Regions from separate parts of the Homo sapiens genome. Here region 1 is linked to region 2. Evidence: chromatin loops called from intact Hi-C (ENCODE). Cell type or tissue: dorsolateral prefrontal cortex. All regions are shown on one strand. Each heading gives the region's core, and the rest is flanking DNA. Links, peaks and the distances in the headings are about the cores only. Region 1 overlaps JADE3 (jade family PHD finger 3). Region 2 holds the start of JADE3 (jade family PHD finger 3).

The links. Peaks named below come from ENCODE experiments on the same cell type or tissue, not always from the same donor. Only the 100,000 strongest peaks of a DNase experiment are listed, where the experiment ranks them.
Region 1: it touches region 2 in a loop (2.6-fold over the local background); 9 of 110 quality-filtered maps call a loop at or near these places.

The regions. Positions count from the first base shown.
Region 1 is chrX:46,990,498-46,998,590 of GRCh38, forward strand. It overlaps JADE3 (jade family PHD finger 3), which reads left to right. Exons shown (of 11, transcript NM_014735.5): 4 at 7,623-7,780. Among named protein-coding and RNA genes, the nearest start is that of JADE3, 82 kb to the left of the region's middle. In dorsolateral prefrontal cortex, for the core only: no CTCF peak of the experiment used is centred there; a DNase peak (open chromatin) is centred at 3,804; H3K27me3 peaks cover 1,406 bases.
Region 2 is chrX:46,911,696-46,914,195 of GRCh38, forward strand. It overlaps JADE3 (jade family PHD finger 3), which reads left to right and starts at 726. Exons shown (of 11, transcript NM_014735.5): 1 at 726-1,024. RefSeq lists an enhancer at 499-793 and silencers at 534-663, 1,104-1,513. In dorsolateral prefrontal cortex, for the core only: a CTCF peak has its summit at 1,483 (motif pointing right); a DNase peak (open chromatin) is centred at 706; H3K4me3 peaks cover 2,300 bases; H3K27me3 peaks cover 350 bases.

The DNA of each region.
Region 1 (8,093 bases), core at 2,269-4,768, 81 kb after region 2:
GGTGGTAGTGAAGGTACCACCTTATTGATCAGTGATGGTGACAGCCCAGGCTCCCTACCCAGTCTGCCAACATCACATTGAGGAGGAGAGGTGCCTCATTATTGCTGGGAGAGAGTGAACATCAAGACCTCTCATGTGGTGTACATTGACACCCCAATAATCACCCTCTTTTAAAAACCATTTTTAACATCTTTTCTTGAAATATAATTCTTGTAGCATACAATTCACCCATTTTAAGTGTATAATTCAGTGGGTTTTAGTATGTTCAGAGTTGTGTAACCATTACAATCATAATTTAGAACATTTTCATCATCTCAGAAAGAAACCCCTTACCCATTAGCAGTTACTCCCCAATCTCCCTACCTGCAACCCCTGGCAACCACTAATTTACCTTCCTTCTCTATGGATTTGCCTATTCTAGACATTTCATATAAATGGAATCATACAATACGTGCCCTTTGTGTCTGGCTTCTTTCACTGAACATAGTGTTTTCACCTCTCATGTTGTAACATGTATTAGTTCCTTCCTTCCTTCTTTCCTTCCTTCCCTCCCTCCCTCCCTCACTCCCTCCCTCCCCCCCCCCCCCCACTTTCTTTCTTTCTTTTGGCAGAGTTTCACTCTTGTTGCCCAGGCTGGAGTGCAATGGCGCAATCTCGGCTCACTGCAACCTCCGCCTCCTACGTTCAAGCGATTCTCCTGTCTCAGCCTCCTGAGTAGCTGGGATTACAGGCATGCACCACCATGCCTGGCTAATTTTGTATTTTTAATAGAGACGGAGTTTCTCCATGTTGGTCAGGCTGGTCTTGAACTCCCGACCTCAGGTGATCCACCCACCTCAGCCTCCCAAAGTGCTGGGATTACAGGTGTGAGTCACTGCACCTGGCCACTTCATTTCTTTTTATGACTGAATGATATTACATTTTATCAGTACACCACATTTTGTTTATCCGTTCATCAGTTGGTGGACATTTGGGTTGTTTCCACTTTTGGAGTATTATGAGTAATTCTGCTATGAACATTCAGGTACAAGTTTTTATGTTGACGTACGTTTTCAGTTGTCTTGACTATACACATAGGAGTGGAATTGTTGGGTCATATAGTAACTCTACTTAACCATTTAACTACTTAAAGAACTACGAGTCTGTTTTCCAAAGGGGCTCATCATTTTTCAGTCACACCAGCAATATATGAGAGTGTTAGAAATTTGTTATTGCTGTAACAGAGACTTCAAATTCTTCTAGTGACACTGTTTTTGTCTCTCCTCTTGGCTCAAGGTCTCTTTGTGCTTGTCCTCATAGGAATTTTGTTTCTTGCAGCTCTCCCAAGCTGTTAGCCAGTGTTATTATCCCTGGAGTCTTTAGCGTAGTAGAGGGTATGGGGGAGGGGCAGTATTCGCTAATCTTCTCATTAACTCTTTCTTAGTCTTTAGGGTGCATAGTGGTCCTGTTTCTGGGGGTGGAAGTGGTGGTAGGGAAGGTAGTCTTCAGGTAGAGCCTTTTTGCCACTGCCCCCTGTTCCCTCATTGGCCTGTAGCAGGTATCTTCTGATGTTCTCAGCCTTTGTCCTTGAGGTTCTCTCTCCTGTAGATTACCTTTTTGCCCGTTAGGTAACACAGGGAGGCTGAGGCTGGATGCTTTTCCCTTCTCCCAGCAGTAATGAAACTACACCATTGTCCTGACTTGATACCCTTCCCCTGCAGATGAAGCCTTTTGTTTGGTAAGGGAACCAGGGCACTAAGCACCAAGTACCCAGACAGCACCACTCTGGTGCTTTCTCCAGGTACCGCCCCCTGCCCCGGCCCTGCCCCCACCCCAGCTTCCCTGTGTGAGCCTAATTGGGTTCCTGAAGAAAAAGCTTGCAAGCGGGTGGGACCCCCCCCCCCATAACTACAGCCCCCAAGAACTTCATATTCTCATATCAGTCCCCACGCAGCATCCAGCGATTCAAAATTTCTAGTTTAATGTTCCTGCTGTGGCTTCTGCCACAGGTAACCAAATGCTCTGCCCTGTGTCTCCCTGCAGGCACCTGTCTCTCTGAATTGGGTATTTGTGCTGTGATTCACTTCTCTGATGGGTTCATGAAAATTTGTTAATTTGCTGCCTGTCCTGCCATTTGCTTCTTATAAAAACGGGAGGTTGTTTTGTTTTGTTTTTTGTTTTCTGACTACAGGTCTGAGACAAAACCAGAATTCTTGAGCCTTATGATTTTACTGGGAATTAGTCACTGACATGCAATATAAATTACCCCTTTTGCAGAGGATTAATTGGCTGCATTAAAAGATACATATTTTTCTTTGATATTTAGTGTATCAGTGAGATTCTTGTGCAAATCTCCCTCTAATTTATCCTGTAGAGAAGAGTTTCCTAGGGATATGTGAATCCCCTGTATGGTTCAGGGGCTTTGTGTACCTTCTGGAAATTGTATACAGATTTTTAAGGGTATGTTCTTTGTTAATTTTTTTTTCTGAGATAGTAGCCTTATCTGATTCTTAAAAGGGCCCATACTCGTAAAGTTGTTGTTGTTGTTTTTAATCCCTAGAAAAAGTACATAGTAACTGGCTGGGTGCTGTGGCTCATGCCTATAATCCCAGCACTTTGGGAGACTATTAAAAAGTCTTCCATTCTTTATCAAAAGCTAGGATATTTTTGACTACTAGTCTGGTGTGTAAAACATATCAACCTATCTTAAAACATTGACTGCATATCATCTGTAGGCCTGGAGTCTCATTATTATCCAAGACTTTCATAGCAACAGAATGAAAGCTCATATATTTTAATTCAGTGGAGAGCACTACATACTCTCTAGTAAAGCCTGTTTACATCATTGTACCTATATTTCTAACAAGCTTAATTACTTGGTTTTCTGACCTACAGCAGATAAAAAGCACTGAGCTACAAGTGCATACTTATTACACAAAAAGGGACATTGAGGGAAGGGAGAATAATTTGCAAAGCAGCCTTCAAATGTTATTTCTTGTGCTGAAATTGCTCAGATCTCTAAATCAGACTTTGTTGCTCCCCCTTCTCCGTTATACCTCTGTTTGATATGGGGGAAAGGGAATAATCCAACTTAAGCAACCCAAAGGTACATTGCTTTATGGTAATTGATGTTGCAGTTGGTGTTAGCCCATAGCCATCAAAACGTTCTGTTTATTCTTTATAAGAAACCTGAGAGTTATTTTAAACTATTTGAAAAATATTTCCATGGGTTTTAAAGTTTCAAATTTAGAAATTACATAAGCTTTTTGATTCATTGAAAAAAATCAATGTGGGATGCAATGTCTTGACAAAACAAGAACAGAGTTTTTAAGGGTTTTAGGCACAGTGTTCTTTGCTAAGTTTTCTCTGCTATTGATTTTCTGGATAACCTGACAACTTTTTTTGCCTAAAGATTGTATAATTATAATTAATTCCTTTTGCTTAAATATAATTACCAGTTTGTAGCTGTTTTATGCTTTTGGGGTGACATGTTAGTTTGTGGTCAGTTATGTGTAGCTTCAGATTTCAGTGACTGAATCAAAATTGTTCAATCTCTCTGCTTTATTCACACGGACCAGACAGTGTTACTCTTTGTGTCATACAGGAAGTTAATGTTTTGACTTTTCCTATGAAAAATGTCACACAAATGTTCAGAGGAGCTGTGCTTTAAAAAACTGCCAACTGAGAGATGTTAATGAGAGCAATAAAAGCCAGAGTTGTCTGCAAAGGGCATTTTCATTTTGTGGCTCTGGCAGGTTAAGCATTGATGTTCTAATTGAATTCATAGTGAGGCCTCCTTTGTTTCTGCAAGCATCTGACAGGCCAGATGTGCACACAGTGTTGGGCTTGGCATAGCTTCTGGACTGTATGTTAGCCAGTGAATCCCCTCTTTGACCATAAATGAACAGTTATCTGGTAAGTACAAAGCCTTTTTGTTTCAGGAACTTTTGGGAAAACTACCAGTGCATATAAAATAGACACACTATTAAGAACTTGTAAAACTTCTCAACTTCATTACCTAGAAAGGTCAGGGTCAGCATCTAGATCCCTCCTTCATTATCTTTAATTTAGCAACAAATGGCTGTGTTTTATTTTGTGAAGTTTCTACATTACCTTGTGGCCTTTGGAACGTTAGTTAAAGTTCTTGATGGGGCTCTTGCTTGGGAACTGTGTCTTTGGGAGCCAAACCATGCACATTTTAACTGAGCTGTGAACTCATATCTCTCTTACCCCATCAACAATTACTTTGTGGACTATAGAGAAGAACTCAGTTATATACTTGTTTCTGATTTTAGAAGGAATGCTATGGTGATGATAATAAAATAACACCATCTAGCATTTATTTGGAAATTACTGTGAGCTCCATACTGTGCTAAGTCCTTTATACAAGTTCACCCATTTAATCTTTACAACAACCCCTATGAGGTGAGTGTTATTATCCCCATTTTATAGATAAGTTGAGACGCAGAATTTGGATAACTTGCTGAAAGCTACAGTAGTGAAATCAGTATACCAATCCAGGTGGTCTGTCCCAGACCCATATTCCTTTAAGATTTTTTTTTTTTTTTTTTGAGATGGAGTCTTGCTCTGTCGCCCAGGCTGGAGTGCAGTGGTGTGATCTCAGCTCACTGCAAGCTCCGCCTCCTGGGTTCATGCCATTCTCCTGCCTCAGTCTCCCTAGTAGCTGGGTCTACAGGCACCCGCCACCACACCCAGCTAATTTTTTGTATTTTTAGTAGAGACGTGGTTTCACCGTGTTAACCAGGATGGTCTCGATCTCCTGACCTCGTAATCCACCCGCCTTGGCCTCCCAAAGTGCTGGGATTACAGGTGTGAGCCACCACGCCTGGCCTAAGATTTTTTAATTATATAAAGTATTTGCCTGCTTCAGACTTTAAACTGTAAAACAAAATATATTGAGAGATCCAGCTAGATTCAGCTCAACTATTTTGGTAACTTTTCTATAAGTCTCTCTCCCCTCCCTGTTTTCTCCTCACTCTGCAGAGTTAACCTTTTTTGTTAAGTTTTTGGTTTATTCTTTTATTGTTTCTTTATGAAAATATATACAAATATGTATGTATGTGTGTGCCACTTCTGTATATAAAATTCTCCTCACTAATCGGGATTTGCTATAGTTATTTTGTTTTCAGTTCAAAAACTTTAAAAATGCCTTTTCTTATCAAAAGCGGGTTAATGAGACCAGTCTGGTAAATATGTTTTATATCACTTTGCAGATATCTTCTGCCTGAGTACTGAACTGACATTCCCATCCACTCAGCATTTTATGTTCTGTCTCATGCTTGAGATTGACTTCCATAGCAAAATAAGGCAGCCTCTCACACTCTGCCTTAAGTAAAAATGCTTCTCTAGAAAACTTAGATCTGATGCTCTTTAATCTGGCTAGCTTGTAAAATTGAAATCAGGCTTATCATATGCCTGTTTTTCTCTAAAGGGGAAGGAAAAATTATAATAGTCATTGGATTCAGTTTTCATTTGCTTAAGAAAAACAGGTATGAATTGGTTGGTGGTTTCCCAGACTTCACCTTCGTGGAGGTTTGAGTATTTCTCTCTTTTTTTTGAGGCAGAGTCTCGCTCTGTCGCCCAGGCTGGAGTGCAGTGACGCGATCTCGGCTCACTGCAGCCTCCGCCTCCTGGGTTCAAGCAATTCTCCTGCCTCAGCCTCCCAAGTAGCTGGGACTACAGGCATGCACCGCCACACCTGGCTAATTTTTGTATTTTTAGTAGAGACGAGGTTTCACCATGTTGGCCAGGATGGTCTTGATCTCCTGACCTCGTGATCCACCCACCTCGGACTCCCAAAGTGCTGGGATTACAGGCGTGAGCCACTGCACCCGGCCAGGTTTGAGTATTTCTGAAGCCATAGACAAGGACCACATTTCATTGGCCTCTGCTTTTGTATACCTTTGTCTGTAGTCTTCAAGTTACTCTTCTGTTTGGTAAACATGTATATTAGTTTCCTAGGGCTATAATAAATTAACATAAACGAGGTAGCTTAAAACAGTAGGAATTTATTCTTTCACAGTATGAAGGCCAAAAGTAAAAAATCAGCCAGTCTGTGCTCCCTCCGTAGGTTTTAAGGGCGATTCATTCTTTGCCTCTTCCAGCTTTTGGTGGATGTCAGCATTGATTGATTTGTGGATCAATGAATCACTCTAATCTCTGCCTCCATGATCACACTACCTTCTCCTCTTCCATCTCAAATCTCCCTCCACCTTTCTCTTGTAAGGACACTTGTCAATGGACTTAGAGCCCACTTGGATATTCCAGAATGATATCTTCACCTGAAGATTCTTAACTTAATTACATCTGCAAAGACCCTTTTTCCAAATAAGGTAATATCCATAGTTTCTGGGAACTAGGATGTGGACATATCTTTTTGGAGGCCACCATTCAATCCACTGCAATATGTTTTCAGGTTAGGAAACTATGTAGAGCAGATTTCATAAGCAGTTATGGCAAGTATGAAGGTACGGCTTATGCTTTGTAATTAGATCATTTGGCATTATTCATTATTAGTCAAGCCCAAAGCATGATCTTGTAATCAATTGATATATTTTATAAAGACTATCACTTGGAAAATAATGAAATATTTTAGGATGTTGACACATACTTTCCAGAACTAAGGAAGGATTTCCCACAGCACCATCTTTCCCAAAGATAGTAGTTTAGCAAATTGGAAATTGCCACCACTACTTAACCACTGCCTCATTAAAGATACTCTGAGGCCAGGCACCGTGCCTCACGCCTATAATCCCAGCACTTTGAGAGGCCAAGGCGGGCAGATCACTTGAGTTTAGCAGTTTGAGACCAGCCTGGGCAACCTGTCGAAACCCTGCCTCTACAAAAATTACAAAAAAAAAAATTACAAAAATTAGCTGGGCATGGTGGTATGTGCCTGTAGTCCCAGCTACTCAGGAGGCTGAGGTGGGAGGATCGCTTGAGCCTGGGAGGCAGAGGTTGCAGTGAGCCAAAGTCACGCTATCGCACTCCAGCCTAGGTAACATAGTGAGACCCTGTCTCAAAAAAATAAAATTAAATTCTGGAACAGAAAGACATTAGGGAGAAAAATAGTGAAAATTTGAATGAATTCTATACATTAGTTAATAGTATTATAGCATTGCTACTTTCCTGGTTTAGGTAATTGAACTCTGGTTATATAAACTGTAAACAATTAGAGGAAACTAAGTGAAGGATATATGGAAACTTTACTATTTGATAACTTTTCTTTAAGTCTAAAATTATTTCTAAATAAATTTTAAAATGAAATGATGCCCAAATAATTATTAACTATCAGTGGATACTTGTTACTTAATTTAAGAAAGTTAAGGATTGTTTTATACAAACTGTTTTGAGTAACCTGTATTGTTGGTTTAAATTTAGAGAACCCAAGAAAATAATTCAGGAAGGACTGCATTACCCTTTATTAAATCCCAAATAAGCTGGCTTCCTTGTCAGTACTTCAAACCTTTCCAAACAGAAGTTGATCTGGCCATTTAGGAAGTTAGAGATGTTTCTCTTGTTGGAAGCAGAGTGGATGGGGATGGTCTTTTTAAAAGGAGAACATTGAATGGTATCAGTTGCATAGTGATGGTCTTCTCAAGATATGTGCAATATCTTTCCAGGTATTCCGGAAGGACCTCATCAGTGCCATGAAACTTCCAGATTCTCACCACATTAATCCTGATAGCTATTACCTCTTTGCTGATACATGGAAGGAAGAATGGGAAAAGGGAGTCCAGGTACCAGCCAGTCCAGACACCGTTCCACAGCCTTCTCTCAGGTATTTGCATGCTTGCACCTTTGACTTAGGGAATGAATGCTCTCATGTTTGTCTGCTGCTTGGGGAGAAACTTAGAGTGGCTAATTATGCATTTATAGTACAAAGTCACATACCATTTTCACCAATTCACTCAGACCAGTGGCAGATTTTACCAGGCTATAATAAGCAATAAAGTCAGGCTCATGTATTTAGGGACATAGTATGTGCCCATTATTCATAGGATAAAACCATTTGAAGTCCAATCTGAAATTATGATAAAATTTTGGAGACAAGAATTTCCAAGTCTTGACTCAACAGTCAGTAGCATTTATTA
Region 2 (2,500 bases), core at 1-2,500:
TAGGGGAAATTCTCTTTCTCTGACGTACTCAGCACCCTCAGCCCTGATTGAAAGGCTTTCCAACTGATTCCGTCAGGCCCACCTAGATTATCCAGGATTATCTCCCTAACTTTAAGTCAACTGATTAGGAGCTTTAATTACATCAGCAAAATACCTCCAGAGCAACACCTGGATTGGCATTCGATCAAATAACTGTGGGCGATAGCCTAACCAGTGGACACATCGAAAAAGCCACACAACATCACAAACCACCTGTGCTGGCAACTGAATAAATGAATTATGTTAATAGCCACCTTGGCTTTATTATTACAGGTAATTCAAGCACAAGCGACATAAATCAATAGCGGCCACCGAGTTGATGTATGAGAGTCCCACTTTGGAACTTCAGAGTTGGAAGGGGCCATGAAAAGCTTAGTTTGTATTTCAACACAGCCGAGGCATCTGCACCTCGTCCTCTCTAGCGCTCGGCGGGGCTGGGGCGTCTCGGGCAGTGGCGCACCCAGCTGGACGGGAGGGGAGCCCACCTGGAACGCGGCGCCGCGGGTGCGGGAGCGGCGAGTGGGCGGGGCGTCGAGGCGGCGGGTGGCGACGGCGCCCAGCCCGCCAGAAGAACGCGCGGCGGGCAGACGGCTGGGAGCCGCTCCGGTAGGGCGAGCGCGGCCGGCGGTGGGTGGGAGGAGAGGTTGGGGGAGGAAGGAAAGGGAAGAGGCGGAGCGTGGGAGCGCACAGTGTCAGGAATACAATAGTGCTCCGCGCCGCCTCAGCCGCCGCCGCCGCCCAACCGCCTGCCCAGCGCTGAGGCCTGACGGGCCGGGCGGACGAGGGCCGAGGGCGGGAGCTGAGGCGCGGGGGGCGGCCCCGGCGGGGGGCGGGGGCGAGGAGGGGATTAAGGGGCAGGTGCGAGGGAGGGAAGAGAAGAAAGCGAGCGGTTAGGGGGGCGGTTACCACTCCGACCGGACTCACCCGGCACATTGCCGGGCCGCGGCGTGGAGCCGGGCAGGAGCCGCGAGCCAGCTGCGCGAAGGTAGGCGCCGCGGAGGCCGGACCCGGCGCGGGCGAGGTTGGGGGCGTCGCACCGGCTGGGCGGCGGGAGCGGCGGCCTCCGGGAGTGGAAGCGGGCGGCGCGGAGCGCACAGTCCCGGCCCGGCCTCGCCGCGCTCCGGGTCGCTCCGGTTCCACATCGTGGTCGCCTCCGGCGTCCCCGGCGCCTTGGGGCCGAGAGCGTGTGTGGGCTGAGGTAAAGTGCCTGGTGGCCCCTCTGCCCGCCCGGGTAGTGCCTGGTGGCCCGGGCGGGGGGCGGGGGCGGACGCGCGAGCTCGGCTGCAGCTCCCGGCTACACCGGGCAGGAATTGAGCGCCATAACTGTTGCGGCTCTTTCCTCCGGTGCCCCCTCCTGGCGCCCCCTCCTCCGTTCCTGCCCTTTGCCTGGCTTCGGGGCTGACGGGGCCAGACCCGTGGCGGGAGGACCTGCTCTGTCGGCCGCCAGGGGTCGGATGCTCCAGGGAGCGAGGGCGCGCCCTGGCTGTTTAGCTGTTGGGGGGCGGAAAGAACCGAGTGCCTGGAGAGGGGAGAACGGGTGGTGCTGGGTGCGGCGAGGCACCCCGGGAAGCCCGGGTGCCCACCCGGCGGGAGCGGGAGCGCGGGCGCCCGGCGGGCTGGCGAACTTTCCCTCCCACTGGCGGCATTGTTCGAACTGCGGGTCCGTGGCCGCCGAGCGTCGGGCGGTCCGGGGGTGGGAAAATCGTGAGGGCTTTGCTAGTCTTCCGGGGAAATTTTCCCACCGCTGGGCACGGCAAAGTTAACTTTTCTCCAGCTTTCGAGTTCGTTTTATTCCCTCCGCCCCGGGGGCCGTAGTTTGTTTTTTTGTTTTGTTTTGTTTTGTTTTTTGTTTGTTTGTTGTTTTTTTTAATAGCCTTCAATCTTTTTCTCCCGCTTTTCACAGCAGAGCCAGTGCTTCGGTGGAGTCTAGCTTTAAATTGCACAGGGCAGCCTGAGTTTGTTATTTGTGAGGAGGGGGTGGCGGGATCTGGAGTGAGTGACCACAATGGTGGTATGTGGAGGCATGTTTCAAAGTTTTTATCGCTGTGCGGCCCTGGGACATATGTGGCTACTAGGGATTTGGCAAGAAACTTGTTTGGCCGCTTCTCCGACTTTGAGTTGCAAGGAAATCCGTGGCCTCAGATGTGCGCGAGTTGTTTGTGTGTGTGTGCCGTGAGGTGCGTTTATCTATGAAGCTGAGGATGAGATTCCCCCCTCCCGCCGTCTGATTGTGTAAGAAGTCAAAACCGTGTTGAAGGTGATTCCAGTGGTGGCCTGGAGGGAAAGGCGACCTCATTCCCTGTGTTCAGTCTGATAAAGTGAACTGCTGCTCTCTAAACTTGGGAAGTAATGAAAAATAATTTAGGTAAAAACTGGTTGCACAACGTCTTTGCTTAGTTTAAGCAACCCACAATCCACTTTCCCAGACCAGTTCTCCTGTTAAATACTTTCCCTTTAGCCA